Regions from separate parts of the Homo sapiens genome. Here region 1 is linked to region 2. A link is a contact called in ENCODE Hi-C or POLR2A ChIA-PET data. All regions are on one chromosome and are shown on one strand. Each heading gives the region's core, a stretch centred on a gene start or an enhancer-like site at or near the end of the contact. The rest is flanking DNA. Distances are from core to core; before and after follow the strand shown.

Region 1 (7,093 bases), core at 345-2,844, 240 kb before region 2:
TGCAAAACATGGTCAATGCCAACCGAGTGATAAACCTTTCTTACTCTAACATGTAACAGCAGACACCTGGGCTCAGGGCATAGGTTACACACAGTCATTACAGCTGTGCCTCAGTTTGCAACAGAAACCAAAGGAAGGATTCATAGGCTAGTCCTGCAATGGCCCCAGATGCTGCCTGAGACAGAGGTGACAGCAGCATCCACAATGCAGCTGACACCATGAGCAGGCAAGGGTGTCGCTTCATGGCTATCTGTTTCCAGGTACTGGGCCAAGTGGGGCATGGCCTGATGCATATAGTGCCTCCATCCCCCAATTTTAACACCAAAAGAAAAATTAAAAGGTCAAAAAAATCCTTCAAGGGAAGTTGCTAAAAGGGGGCCCATGTTAAACAGAAGTCACTTAGAAACATTAAAAGGCAGGTTGGTGTGTTGGATAGATGCAGCAAATGCACTGGTGTGGACAGCTGGGCATGTATCTTAGGGTAGATAAAGAACCATCCGGCAACTTGGCTTCATAATTTTTGGCTGTGTGATCTTGAGTAATTAGCTTAACCTCTCTGAACCTCAGGTTTTCCATCTTTAATATGGAAATAATAGACGTGTTTAACTTTAGTGAGTTGTGGTGAGAATTAAATGAAATGATACATGTCCAAGTTCTGATCTTTTACACAGCAAGTACACAATGATACTTAGCTACCATCATCATCATCATCAGTATTTAATGATAATAAAGTGCAATATTACTATGAAGTATGTAACCCAGTACTCAGCATGTGCTAGGTTCTCAGTAAATATTTACTCCTTTTCTCTTCTCTCTCCCTTCCACAAATAACTCGAAGATTTAACTCTGATAAGATGTACCTATTGTAATTTTAAAAAATATTAATAAGCTCATCCCACTAAAATGGTACTGGACTTGGTGTTATGGTAGATACAAAGACAAAGAAAGCTTCAATGGACATATGACCACATAATAAATACGCCAAATGAAAAAAGTATGTACCCGTTAAAAATGTAATTAATTAAATATATGTAGCACTAACATTTAAAAAAATGTTATACATGTAAGGATAGCCCTTCCAGTTACTAAGTTTCTCTGGGTATTAAGAACAGAGGTAGTTACGATTTTAAAAATATTTTGCCTTATAGTTCAAATTTTCTGCTATGAACATGTACACCTTACAAATTTGGAGGAAAAGACATTACTTTGCAAAAGATAAAAAACAGAAGTTTCTACCTTCCTGAATTGGTTTTCTAGGGGTGAACAGTTAATAATCTGTCAACCACATAAATGGTAACAAATCTATAAGAAATTTTAAAATTTCTAAACATTTAACTAATCCAACCTCCATGCCTTAATAAGTTACTCTGGGTATTTTCCTCCCCCCTAACTTCCTAGTCTCACCAGAAGTAAAATTTTCCCCTTGGTTTCAACCTGCTTTTGTCTTCCCTGTAAGAATATTGGGAGGAGAAAATTCAGAGTACATCTTCAAGGCCCCCGCAAAGTGTGACTAGAATGTACAGGTAGGTAGGTTGGGCACACAAAAATAAATAACCTATTAAGAGTCATGACTACTGGGCTGACCTCACTCATGGAGGTATTGTGGACCGGCATTTGCTAAAAAGTTTTTCCTTATTGGTTGGCTGGCCTCAAAGAGCTCTGCGAATGCCAGGACTTATGATAAGCTATGACACACTTAACTGTTACATATTAATGTTCATGATAATACAATCTTTCATTTGGGTGATTTAAAAGTCCCTCTAGTCCGACTTACAGTTAGATATACACTGAATGCTTCATCAATCACAACCATTTTTATTCTCAATCTTGTGCAAAAATACTAGAGAAGGTGAATTCCAGTTACACACTGAAGAGGGCTTTACTGTTAGCCCTGAAAAATTTCACTCTTTTCACATGTACACTGGATTCCAACAGTTTCTGCCTAAGCATTCTATTTACCTGTGTCTTTCACTGTAGCTGATCTTATCTACAGGGTAAAAGCAAATCCACATTCATATCTCTACTATAGGGTCAAACTCCATATCTTATATGGAGAAAGCATTTCAGTTATGAGCTTGACAAAATGCCCAGCATTGCAACATTTGAAATACTTGGGAGCAAGCAGCATGAGAAGGTCACAGCAACTTGAACGGAGCTTTTTAAAAGGAGGATTTAGAACCACCTCACAGCAATAACCAATGGGCCCACTTAACGCCAAGCAGTGAGTCGGTGATCACACCTACCCTAATAAATGCACTTGAAAGAAACTACACCCTTTTTCCATTCCTGTAAAGGCTTGCTGTAGTTTCATGGCCAAAATCTTCCCACAATTAACCTCGGACCTATAGATCATAAGGCAACTCAAGACAGAGGCAGCAATCAGACTAGCCACCATCCAAAATGGTCTTGTCCTACCTTGACTGCAATTATCTTCTAAATTAGAAACACAGGAATTGTTTAGGTCAGAATATAATAGCCCGTTAGCCTTACACTGTCCCCATGTGCAACATAGAAGTAAATGCAACTATAGAGACAGAAAAATCTGTACCCCGAAATGTTTTGCTTGGGGTGGGGGAGAGTTAAGCCTAACCCTCTAAAATGAAGTTTTAAAAAAATACCTAACATATATGTATTCAATATTTACATTTTGATTTTATTATGTTTCCTCGCTTTCATACTCTTAAGTTCTCCCATCTTAACAATCTTCTTTTAGGCTAATAAATTTCTTTTGATGCCTAGGTCATTTACTGGTTGAGCTCTTAAGGCAAGGAAACACTAAATTATTGGAATTCAGTGGGGAGATGCTTCCAGGGTAAAGGTTCTCTGTTTATTAGCAAAAGAAATGCATTCAACTAATTTGACTTGTAAGTCTGATAAAATCTCCCTGGAAAAATTGATTCGATTATGATGAGTAATCCTTGGAGATGAAAAATGACAAATACACATATTATGTTTTATTATATATTAATTTTAAAAGGGTCTGAAACGAAACTCAAGTAAGCCATCTTTTAGACGTTGGAAAATGGCAAACTTCCCCACAAACTACATGCAAGAAGTAATTAAAGTAAATGAACATGAAATTAAACAGCACCCCTATAAAGTAGGATATAAAAGTAAAGATTATTAGGGAAAAAAAGACTGTCTTCCTGGTCTATATTAATCTCATGAATTGTGCATTTACTCTATTTCTCTTTTATTATTTGATGATGAGTTTTTAGAGCTTGGGTTTTATTAGGACTAGTTGGACGAAGGTCTTCAGCAGCAAGCTAAGCTACAGGTCTTGGTATGTCATTACATCTTTCCCAATGACGTAAATACCAGATGAAGACATCCAAGGTAAAGGCAGGCTCATCAAACTTGCTGTGATGCAAAGCTGGAAGGTTTCCTCACATCGTCAAAGACAGAGTCAATAGCCTGCTCAGAAAGGAGGTTGAAAGTCACAAAAGATGGGACTCCAGAGAGGAAACTGCGCCTCTCTCCAATCAACTCCACTATTCCTGTAGAGCTCAGGGACAGCAGGGGTTTGTTGAATTTGGTGGTGGGGGCGGGGCATCCAGAATCCATTCTCACTTCAATTTTCTGTTTTCTTTTCTTTTTTTTGAGACGGAGTCTCACTCTGTTGCCCAGGCTGGAGTGCAGTGGTGCCATCTTGGCTTACTGCAAGCTCCACCTCTCGGGTTCACACCATTCTCCTGCCGCAGCCTCCCGAGTAGCTGGGACTACAGGTGCCCACTATCACACCCAGCTAATTTTTTTATTTTTAGTAGAGATGGGGATTCACCATGTTGGCCAGGATGGTCTCAACCGCTTAACCTCATGATTCACCTGCCTCGGCCTCCCAAAGTGCTGGGATTACAGGCGTGAGCCACCGCGCCCGGCCTCTCACTTCAATGTTCTTTTAAGGAACTACTTTCCCCCACTGTTGCATGTAGGCTGGGACTCTTAGTCAAGATCCCCTGCCCTGTCATCGCCATGGGGTAGATATGGGACTTAGACTAGGCCTGTCTGATTCATCTGAGTAGACTGATGTGAGGACAGAAACATGTTTGAGGAGTACTGATTTTAGCAGTGGCTGCGACGAGCTGGGGAAGATACTGGCACTTCCTATATACTGGGACTGTCCTGCTTCCTATCTTAGCCATCTTCTGTTCATTCTGAGCTACCAGCTATTCATCCAATATCTTCTTTTAAGGATTACCTTTAAGTTGGCCAAAGGGAATCTCTGTTAGTTGTGACCAAAGAACTCAAGCAGTATGATGGGAAGGCCCATGCTTGATGCTGATTCACGGGAGGAAGCTGAGTTTATTGAACTCTTGCTGAATATAATTCACAATATTGTGATATAGTGCTTCTTTGTTATGGGTGCTCCTAAATTATAAAAATTTGGCTAACAGTCACTTAAAGAAAGACCAGTGGCTGAACCTGCAAGTCAGGAATATTCTTACTAGTTCTTTGCAACACAGTTTTGGCAATATTTAAAAAACGCAGAATGGGACCAGGCATGGTGGCTCACGCCTGTAATCCCAACACTTTGGGAGGCCGAGATGGGCAGATCACCTAAGGTCAGAAGTTTCGAGACCAGCCTGGCCAACACGGTGAAACCCCATCTCTACTAAAAATAAAAAAAATAAAAAATAGCCGAGGGTGGTGGCAGGCCCCTGTAATCCCAGCTACTTGGGAGGTTGAAGTGGGAGAATTGCTTGAACCCAGGAGGCGGAGGTTGCAGTGAGTTGAGATCATGCCATTGCATTCCAGCCTGGGCAACAAGAGTAAAACTCCATCTCAAAAAAAAAAAAAAAAAATGCAGAATGGGTAAAAAGAGGAGGTGACTAAAAGGAGGAAATTTCCAGGATGCAGAAAGAAAAAGAAATGGAGCCACGGGAGTATTTCTTAAAGGACTCAGGACTCTTAATCTGGATTTCCAGGGGCCACAGCAAATCATTATAATGTATTTCTCAGGCATTGTGGTGAAAACAACATGGACTTTTAGAAGCATGCAGACCTGTGTGCAAATGTCTGCACTTCCACTTACCAGCTATGTGACCCAAACAAGACACATCATCTTTCTGGACCTAAGTTTTCTCATCTGTAAAATGGGGGTAACAATCACAGCTAGAACTCACTCATAAGCTACTTGGCAGGAGCAAACATGACAGTGAACACAAAATACCTCGCAGTCCTGATGCACAGTAGGCCCTCAACAAAATGGTAATTGTTATTACTGCGCTTAATAACATCCACGGAGCGCCTACGAATATCTACATAGTATGCTCTGGGCACACAAAAATAAATTAAATAGGTTCTTACCTTCAGGCAAGAATTTGTGGCTTTCGAATCTGAAAAGAACCCACTAAAATACAGAGCAGACTTGAACAAAGGTTATAATGAAATACAAACACACACTTGTGGGAGCCCAGACAAAAGAGTGAGTCACACAGGCTGGGTTCAATTGAAAAGGCTTCATAGAAGTCATATTTGAGCCAAGCCTTGAAGGATGAGTAGGATGTTAATAGGTAGGAGAGGAGGAAAAAAAAGACAGAGGATTGGCATCCAACACTGAAGGAAGCAGTAACAGGAGCTATAGAAGTTCAAGGGTAGGGCAAACAAAGGGCAGAATAAGGGGTCTGGTATAAGCTCTGTGAGCATTCCTGTGTCAATCCTGAACTCCCAGCAGAGGGCCAGTCCCTTAGGTGACACCCAGATATTTTGTGGAAAGCTAGGCTGGAGGAACTTCTAGAAGACACAGAGACTGGGGCCAGGGGATGAAGAGCTTTGAAGGCAATGCTAAGGAGCCAAGTCTTCATTCTACAGGCAGGAAGGCAAGGACAGGAAGGGCAGAAAGCAGGAGAGACTTCAGAGGTCAAATAAACAGTGTGTGGCAATTGGAAGGATGTAGGAGGGGAATGGAGAAGAGAGAGCTTTGCTTAAGGCTTTAAGTGTGGGAACCTATCTTTTTGAACTGAAGCAATTCTGTGTCTAGGACTATCACTGATAATATTAACAAAGTCAATGTTGACCGCAGAGAAACCTTTGACAGTAGCCCTAAGAATGGGATGGGCTGAGGCCGGGTACAGTGGCTCATGCCTGTAATCCCAGCACTGTGGGAGTCCCAGACAGCCGGATCACGAGGTCAGGAGATCGAGACTACCCTGGCTAATACAGTGAAACCCCTTCTCTACTAAAAATACAAAAAATTAGCTGGGCATGGTGGCATGCGCCTGTAGTCCCAGTGACTCAGGAGGCGGAGGCAGGAGAATTGCTTGAACCTGGGAGGCAGAGGTGCAGTGAGCTGAGATCGTGCCACTGCACTCCAACCTGGGTGACAGAGCTAAGACTGTGTCTCAGAAAAAAAAAGAAAAAAGAAGTAAAGAATGGGATGGGCTGCCCCATGGGCATGAGTGGGCACGGCAACCAAAGGCTTCTAACAGAACCCAGAAGAGCCCAAGCTTAAAGCACAGACAAGCTACAGTGTGACCTTGCAGAGCTCACTTCACCTCTCTGTGTCTTAGTTTTATGACCTAGAAAATAGTGTCAGCTGCAGTATATCTTTGTAAGGTTATCATGAAGATGAAAAGAGAAGACATGCGTAAAGGATTCAGAATGGTTTGCTGAACTGGCACATACAAAGTGTTTGGTAAATATTACCTCCTATCATTCCTATTATTTTTCTTATTGTCCACCAAGGATAGTGAAAAATGAGTACCAATGTCCCAAATGACTCACTTCCTAAGTCTATGATCCCTGTGTTGGAAGAAAACTAAACCCTATGGGCGTCTGGTAAAGGGAGACGACCCCAATCGACTGATTTTTCATAGACGAACTAGATGGTTTGTGATGAGTAATGATAAGAAGAAAAAGAAGGATGAACAACTGTAACTGAAATAGGGTTGTGATGAAACAAAAGTGCCTACAAATCAATTAACTATCCATATTAAGAGGAGGTGCCTATCACTTAGAACAGCATATTAACAAGCACTGGGGAAATACTTAGTGATGTGGATGCCACCTGCTAGTTACGTATAAAGTCCCTTAAGACAAGTGAGCCCAGATTAAGCTCCACAGGTAAGCCCCTTTGGTGGATAGAGGGTGGGGG
Region 2 (7,318 bases), core at 1,348-3,847:
TACCAAATATTTTAAATATTTTAGCATATGAAAATACCACTTCCCATTATCAAGTCTTCAGGTAACAATAAACTGTTTTAACTAAAATATTACACAGATAAATGTACCATTCCCTATTAAGTTATGATCTTTTTCGAAGAACAAAAAAAGTAAAAAATTTAAATAATTTTAAATTATTTTAGAAATACTAGTACTAATAACGAACATTAAAACTAGTAGGAAAGGTAATCATCATTTTTTTCTCCAAAATAATTCTATTTTATTCTAAAAATGATTATGGATTACATAAGGAGCAATACTCATGGAGATGTTTCCATCAAGAAAGCACATACGGTGCGATGGTCAGGGCTCAAAAGCTGAGAAGCCTGAGTTCTGGACCCGGTATGGTCTTCAGTCACTAGTGTGGCCCCAGGAGAGCCATTTATCATCTCGATTCCAGTCTCTTCACCTGTAGGGTCAGGGCATTAACCGATGCTCTTCAAGTTCCTTCTACCTCTAAGCTTCTGTCTTTTTGAAAGAAGCATATTTCTTCTAAATACTTTAAACTAATTAACTTCTCCTTTAAGCTTCCTGATTAAAAAGAGATTTTTGGTTTTTGTTTTGTTTTTACCATGATTCACTCTCATGCTGACCTGCCATCAACACTGAAGATGTGCTGTGACCAGAGAGTTTTTCAAGCGCTTAGAATGCTAAGCCTGGCACCAGTACCTAACCCTATTGAGCCAGCATCCCGGCGGCTGGCAGCATCCCCTGGGTGCCCAGGAAAGGCTTCCATTCCTCTCCAATGAGCATAGCTCCATGTCCTGCAGAAATCTGTCCAGATGTATTCTAGATTGATGCTTCTCAAACTTCTGTGCATAAGCATCTTTTGGAGAGCATTTCAAAATACAGATTCCTGGGACCCATCCCCGAAGACTCTGATTCACTAGATCTGGAGTGGGCCTGAGATTCTGCATTTCTAGAAAACTACCAGGAGATGCTGATACTACCAATCATGGACCACACTTCGAGTCAAATGGCAAAGTCCTATTCTCCAAGCCTCCAAGCAGCTTTGAGATCCAAGAAGTACTTCCAAGGCTCAGACATGCTCCCTAAAGCCATGAAGTCTATGTCACATAGAAAAAAAAAAAAAGAAAAGAAAAAAGAAAAAGAAAAGAAATGAAGAAATGGGCTGAAGTTGTTTACCATCTTTAGGATAAAATTTGAATTTCTTTCCATGGCCTGAGGGCCCTACATAATCTGGCCACTTTCTACTTCTCTGACGCTGCCTTAACTACCAACCCAATCCCAAACTATAATCAATGTAGATACAGTGGTCCTCCTTTTGTTTCAAGCAAGGCAAGTGTCTTCCCATCTCAGGGCTGGTGCACTTGCTATCTCAGCTTCCCAAGATGCCATGAGCCCATTCTTTACACAACTGGTCCCTTCTCAGTACTGGGACTTAGGGACAAAGGCCACTTCAAAAAGCTTGTCCTGCCCACCTACTTAAGTTAGGTTCCAAGTTAGTCTCAATTATATCATCCTATGTGCTTACTTCAGAGCTTTCGCCCTGATCTATTTGCTCATTTGTCTTCCCCACTAGAATATAAGCTCAATTAGATAAAAGAACTATTTCTTTTCATCGCAATGCTCCAAAATTTCAGAAAAATGCCCAGCTCATAGCAAGTACTCAATATGTATCTTTTGAGTGAATAAATGAATCAACAACTGAAAGAAGTAACTTTTCGGTACTCTCTAAAAATATAATTGCCATTTGTTGAAAACTCATTATGTACTGGGTATTGTTTTAAGTCTTTTATAATCATTATTTCATTCTATTCTTACAACAAAGTTCTTAGCAGATATTATTATTTTAAACTCAATATGTGGATAAGAAAACTGAGGCACAGGGAGTTTTAGCAGCCTGACTCAACTCTATAAAGCTTGTGCCCATGGGAACTCTATATTTTCCAGCCAATACCCTAATATAAAAGTCCTGAGTTTTTGTGATATACCCTTCTGACTCAGGCTTGCTCAAGTGAATTTTGGCACTACCTGACCATGCTGGTACTAACAATCATGGGCCACATTTTGTAACAGGCAGGTAATGCAAATGAGCGAGGAAGGCCAGGTGTAAGGTAACAGGGAGAGGGAAGGAATGTGGCAAGCTGAGAAATCCTCACTTTATCAGCTTCAAGGGGGAAGCCATTGTACTTCCCCCTCCAATTACTGCCACATGGGCACATACCCTCAAGAACCTCAAGAGCTTTCAATTCTACAAATAAAGGCAGTAATCTAGATTTCTATTTAGTAAAATTCCAGAATTTTTCAAAGATGGCAGCTAACTTTTTAAATAAGTTATATTTAAACAAAACAAACATGTTGCAATCCCTGTAGCAAAGGATGGATGAGGTCATGCACTGTCTCCAGTTTTATGATTCCAGAGTGATTCAGAAGCACAGAGAAGCAGTACGGGTGACACAGAAAAGCACAGTAGGTGTCTGGGCAGATAAGAGCTTTCTAGAAGAATTCATTATCTTGAGGTTTTGGGAGGAATTGGAAGATTGGGTGGAAAACGCATTTCACAGGTCAGAATATCATACTCGAAGGCTTGGGGGTGAGGAGTAGGCAAGTCAACAGCAAAGATCAGCCATGAGGAGAGGGCTGGTGGAGGTTTCCTGTGGGAGTTTCGTTTTCATTCGGACTGGAGTGAGTAGCAGCTTTCTAGCTAAGACATAAATCGGTTAAACAATACTCTATGTGGCCGGCCACAGTGGCTCACGCCTGTAATCCCAGCACTTTGGGAGGCCGAGGCGGGCGGATCACGAGGTCAGGAGATCAAGACCACACTGGCCAACATGGTGAAAATCCCTCTCTACTAAAAATACAAAAATTAGCTGGGTATGGTGACGCCAGCTACTAGGGAGGCTGAGGCAGAAGAATCGCTTGATCCAGGGAGTCGGAAGTTGCAGTGAGCTGAGATTGCGCCAATGCACTCCAGCCTGGCGACAGAGCAAGACTCTGTCTAAAAAAACAAAAGAAACAAACAACAACAACAAAAAGACAAAAAAAAACAATGCTCTATGTGTATGGTCATTAGTGCTGTCTTATTTGACTTCTAATATTTTAAAGTAACCAGGCATATCTAAAAATAAAGGGTGAATCACCACTGTGGTGTGTGGAAGTGTGTGTGTGTGTGTGTGTGTGTTGTTAAGAATTCAACAGTCACAGGACTGAATTCCATCTTCATGGAACCCCATAGCTAACTAAAATACTTAACTGTTCTGAACTCTAGACATAAAAAAATACAGCAACTGAAATTTTTAAAAATACCAGAAGATAGATACCCAAATAAATTATCCTTTCCACAGTACAGAGGCAAAAACAAAAAAGAAAAGAAAAAAATGACAGAAACCCCCACCCGCCTACGTAGAATTGTATAACTAGAAAAACTATCTCTTAAAGCTGAGGGTGAAATAGAAGCTTTTTCAAACAAACAGAAGTTTATCACCTCTCTATAAGGACATTCTAAAAGACTTACTTCAGACCAAAAAGAAACAATTTCCAGGAGAAAGTTTTTTGATTTAAGAAGGTAGGGAACAGCCAACTTGTGAAGTAGAGTAAGTGAAAAGTAAATGCACTAACAAACAATGTGCAAGTCTCAAACATTTTTTTAAAATGTAGCAGTACCCCCACTTGCTTTCTACCCCAGCTCACGGTATTTACACTGTAGCAATATCAATCACCAAGGCCATGGACTGCAAATGTGAGTGTGCAGGGAGGCACCAGCTTGAAGCCCAAGTTCCCACCCTCCATAGTCCAGAGATTCTTAAACAAGTTCCAGGAATCTGCTGTTCTACCCAACAGATACCCCAGGTAACTCTGATAAAGATCTGAAGAACACTGCATTGCTCTCTGACTACTTTAGGGGAAGGAATTATTCAGTGAACCCCCAGGGGCTCATCCCTGGGAGGCTCCAGCTGAGAACACTATCAAACCTTTGTTCTTTTCCACTTCACTACAGCCCCAGAAGTACCTTGGCCCAGGAGGTCAGCAGTAACCCTGCCTCAACCCTGCTAATCAAGAGCTGCAATAAATTAAAAGCCCATTGAAATATTTTAGAGAAAAGCCGAGAAGTGCTGAAACATTAATTGTGCCATATTCAATCTGTTTTCCTAGAGATTTGAAAAGCCAGATTACCATCTTGGGGGTCATTAGAAAGAATGAAGCTTTCTCCCTTTTCAATTTACATATTTAAAAATGCATGCGTTCTGGCAGTGGCTACTAAGTCCTTTCCAACGCTTTCCAAGTCCTGTGGCTACTCCAAATGCCACAGTCTAGCCATGGAGAGAGAAGCGTGGAATGCCACCGGGGCCTGCCTTGTTTCTGTAAAGCAAAGGAACCCAAATCCCAGGGCCTGTGGTTGCAAAACAGCTCCAGAAAAACAGGTAGAGGCAGAAACAAAACAACAAGTGATGTTTTCTTGTTTTGTTCTCCCCTGTTTATTTTTCCCTGAAGCAATCCCTGCTCAGTACAAAAGTCTGCAGGGAGCTAGAAAGAGCAGCTGTGGTTCCCTGAGGCCGGGACCTAGCAATCAAGTTGTTTACCAAACACTGCCAGGCACCAGGAAAACAACAACAGCACAGACAGCATTTGCATCTATTTTTCAACCTCCAAAAGTCTGCCCTGGAACTTGCCTGCACAGCTGAGAGAAGAGCTTAAAAATTAAAGGAATGAACTGCACTGGGTATTGGCCTCCATGGCCTAAATGTAATCAAGTATTCCATTTCTATTGAAGAATGTCTATCCTAAAAAAAGAGGATTGAGGAACTGCAGAATTTCAAGCAGTGGATTGATAACAGACAACATGCTCATCACGGGCATTTCTGAGCATGCCAACAAAGGCCCTCTCAGCAAACTGACATCATATGCTGAGCCTCCAGCAACTCACAGACATCTTGACCAAGCACCAGGATCTCCAGGGGGGTTTGTAAAACACAGATTGCTGGGCCTCTCCTGCAGTTTTGCATTCCATAGGTCCAAGACGGGGCCTGAGAATTTCTAGCAAGTTCCCAGGTGATACTGATGCTACTGATCCGGGCACCATCCTTTGAGAACCAGTGCTCTAAAGCTAGAGGCTCTATCCCCACCCTGAAGATCTAGGAAGGAGTTCATTTCCCACCTTGACCTCTCCCATGGGTTACCTGGTTGAGTTATGGCAGTTACCTTGCATAGCTGTTTCCAGAACAAAATGCATTGGATGGTTTCCATCTGCTTCTCCAGAGGCTCCACTCACTATCCCCCACCCAGCTCTGTGTCCTAGAGGGCCGCTCTCTGTCCAACCAATGGGAGCTCTCATCTCAGGACGCCACAGAAGATGGGGTATTCATTTCTCTAGTTCTGAGTCCCTCTTTGACCAGTGGCAACCCTGCCAGGCAGCTCTCTCCACACAACTCCTCTCTCTGGGTTCTTTCAGCCCTCCTCTGCCTCCCCTAGTCCACTTAAGGCCTAGGAGAACTAAAAGCCATCTATTTCCATCAGGGACCCTTATGCAAAAGTCAAATTCAATGTGTTGCCCACTGGATCTCCCTTGGTTTGAGAATGCTAAATGGCAATTTTATACACACACATAATATACGTATGTATATACACACACATATAAACACGCACAAGTATACATATGTGCATATAAACATACAGACATGCAGATATATACATCTTCATAATTGTTCGTTTTTAAATGCAACTAAATCAGATTGGCCAGAAAACTTGGGAGTCCCCTGGCCAAGGCCACCTCATGGAGTTTGCATGGATGTTTCCTCGGGTCCCACGTGCCACAGCAAGAGTGAGCCTGCTCTGTCTAATCTGTTACACAACCTGATAAGAAGTGCATTTGTGAGAGCTTCAATCCTTCTCTAATTTACAAACTTAGTTTCCTTTGTTGCAAATGGCACCAAAATAGAAAGGGAACAGAAGTGGGTGGAGCGGGCTCCATCACCAACTCCTGTGAATAACTTTTTGACAATGCTGAACCCAGTTCAAAAAAGCACATCAGCTGCAAAAAAAGGTATGTGTTTGTCAGCTCATAAATAAGATGCCAATCCACCTCAATTCATAGGCTAGGAAAAGAAGAACAAATAATACTTCTGTTTTTAAAATAATAATAATAATAACTCAAACGTGCCCTAAATAAGCATCTGTCTTTAGCGCTAAGTTCTAATAAAGTTCTGGTAAAAAACGGTCACCAGATTTAACCAAATGGGTCACTACACCAACCTCCATGGTTTGGGCAAGCCCATTTAACTAACTTTGTTTCAGTGAAGTTCCCTAAAACTAACCAATCACTATTCCTTTTATTAATCTTCCACTAGTAAGGTTTCTTTCAACTCACCAGAGGACTTATTGGTATCTATGCTCAAAAACAAATTTTTAAGTAAACCCACTAGACTAATTAGAACACATGGGGAATTACGTAATTACTTTTCTAGCTCTGAGGCTCAACCTGAAACCTTTTCGGTTTGTTTGTTTATTGCTCTCTTTTTCACTAACAATCTCCTGAATATTCCATGTGAAACTCGCAGGCTAGTGAGATTTTTCCTGTGGCATCTGTCTGCTCCATTCCCCCATCTATGTCCAAACCCTGCTCTAGAGAACAACTGACCTAACTGATCACTTCCCCTCTTTGGGGATGAGATAGACCATCATCCTGCTGGCTTCAGAACACTCCAGAATCTCCCTTCTGTGCTGAAGAAACTCCACTCCTCCTTCCCCTGGGCCTTAGTGCTCACCTCTCTCCACCATCTTCCACTACCATCATCTGGATGAATGGAGAGACTTGCCTTTTACCCTTAAAGATGTCCCCTCTCTCCTTTTCCAGAAGCCACTCATTCTACATCTTTCAACTTCAAGCAACTAAAAAAGAAAGAGTTGGTCTCTCTTCAATTCCTGTTACAGCCAAGTCGTTCCTCTGCCAACAGCCCACCTCACCTGTCACCTACCCTCAAGGAAAGTACCATCACCTTCCTCCACCGTGATTCCAAGATCCATGGAAACCTTTCTATTCATAGTCACATGTAAGGGAACCACCGCTTCCTGCCCAGCCAACTGGCAGTTACTTCTAAATGTCAAGGATGGCTAGGCACAGTGGCTCACATCGTTAATTTCAGCACTTTGGGAGGCTGAGATGGGCAGATTATCTGAGGTCAGGAATTCAAGACCAGCCTGGCCAACATGGTGAAACCCTGTCTCTACCAAAAATATAAAAATTAGCCAGGTGGGGTGGCGGGTGCCTGTAATCCCAGCTATTCGGGAGGCTGAGGTGGGAGAATTGCTTGAATCC

What was found. A loop is a pair of places that touch in the nucleus more often than their neighbours do. ChIA-PET counts read pairs that join two places held with the same protein, here RNA polymerase II (POLR2A). Pooled maps may share reads with other maps.
Region 1: a loop to region 2 is called in a pooled map, with 2.1 times the contacts of the local background. The contact joins two enhancer-like sites. A Hi-C loop is called at or near these places in 2 of 50 pooled maps. POLR2A ChIA-PET finds 5 or more read pairs at or near these places in 3 of 52 experiments (A549, Caco-2 and activated T-cell).

What each region holds. Positions count from the first base shown.
Region 1 is chr3:71,252,802-71,259,894 of GRCh38, forward strand. All of the region lies in intron 5 of FOXP1 (forkhead box P1), which reads right to left. Among named protein-coding and RNA genes, the nearest start is that of FOXP1-AS1, 33 kb to the right of the region's middle. Within about 2 kb of position 1,595, at least 4 of the 41 ENCODE cell types and tissues checked have a DNase peak (open chromatin) inside an H3K27ac peak, as active enhancers do.
Region 2 is chr3:71,493,799-71,501,116 of GRCh38, forward strand. The region is part of intron 2 of FOXP1 (forkhead box P1); the gene reads right to left. Among named protein-coding and RNA genes, the nearest start is that of MIR1284, 45 kb to the right of the region's middle. RefSeq lists an enhancer at 3,651-4,589. Within about 2 kb of position 2,598, at least 10 of the 41 ENCODE cell types and tissues checked have a DNase peak (open chromatin) inside an H3K27ac peak, as active enhancers do.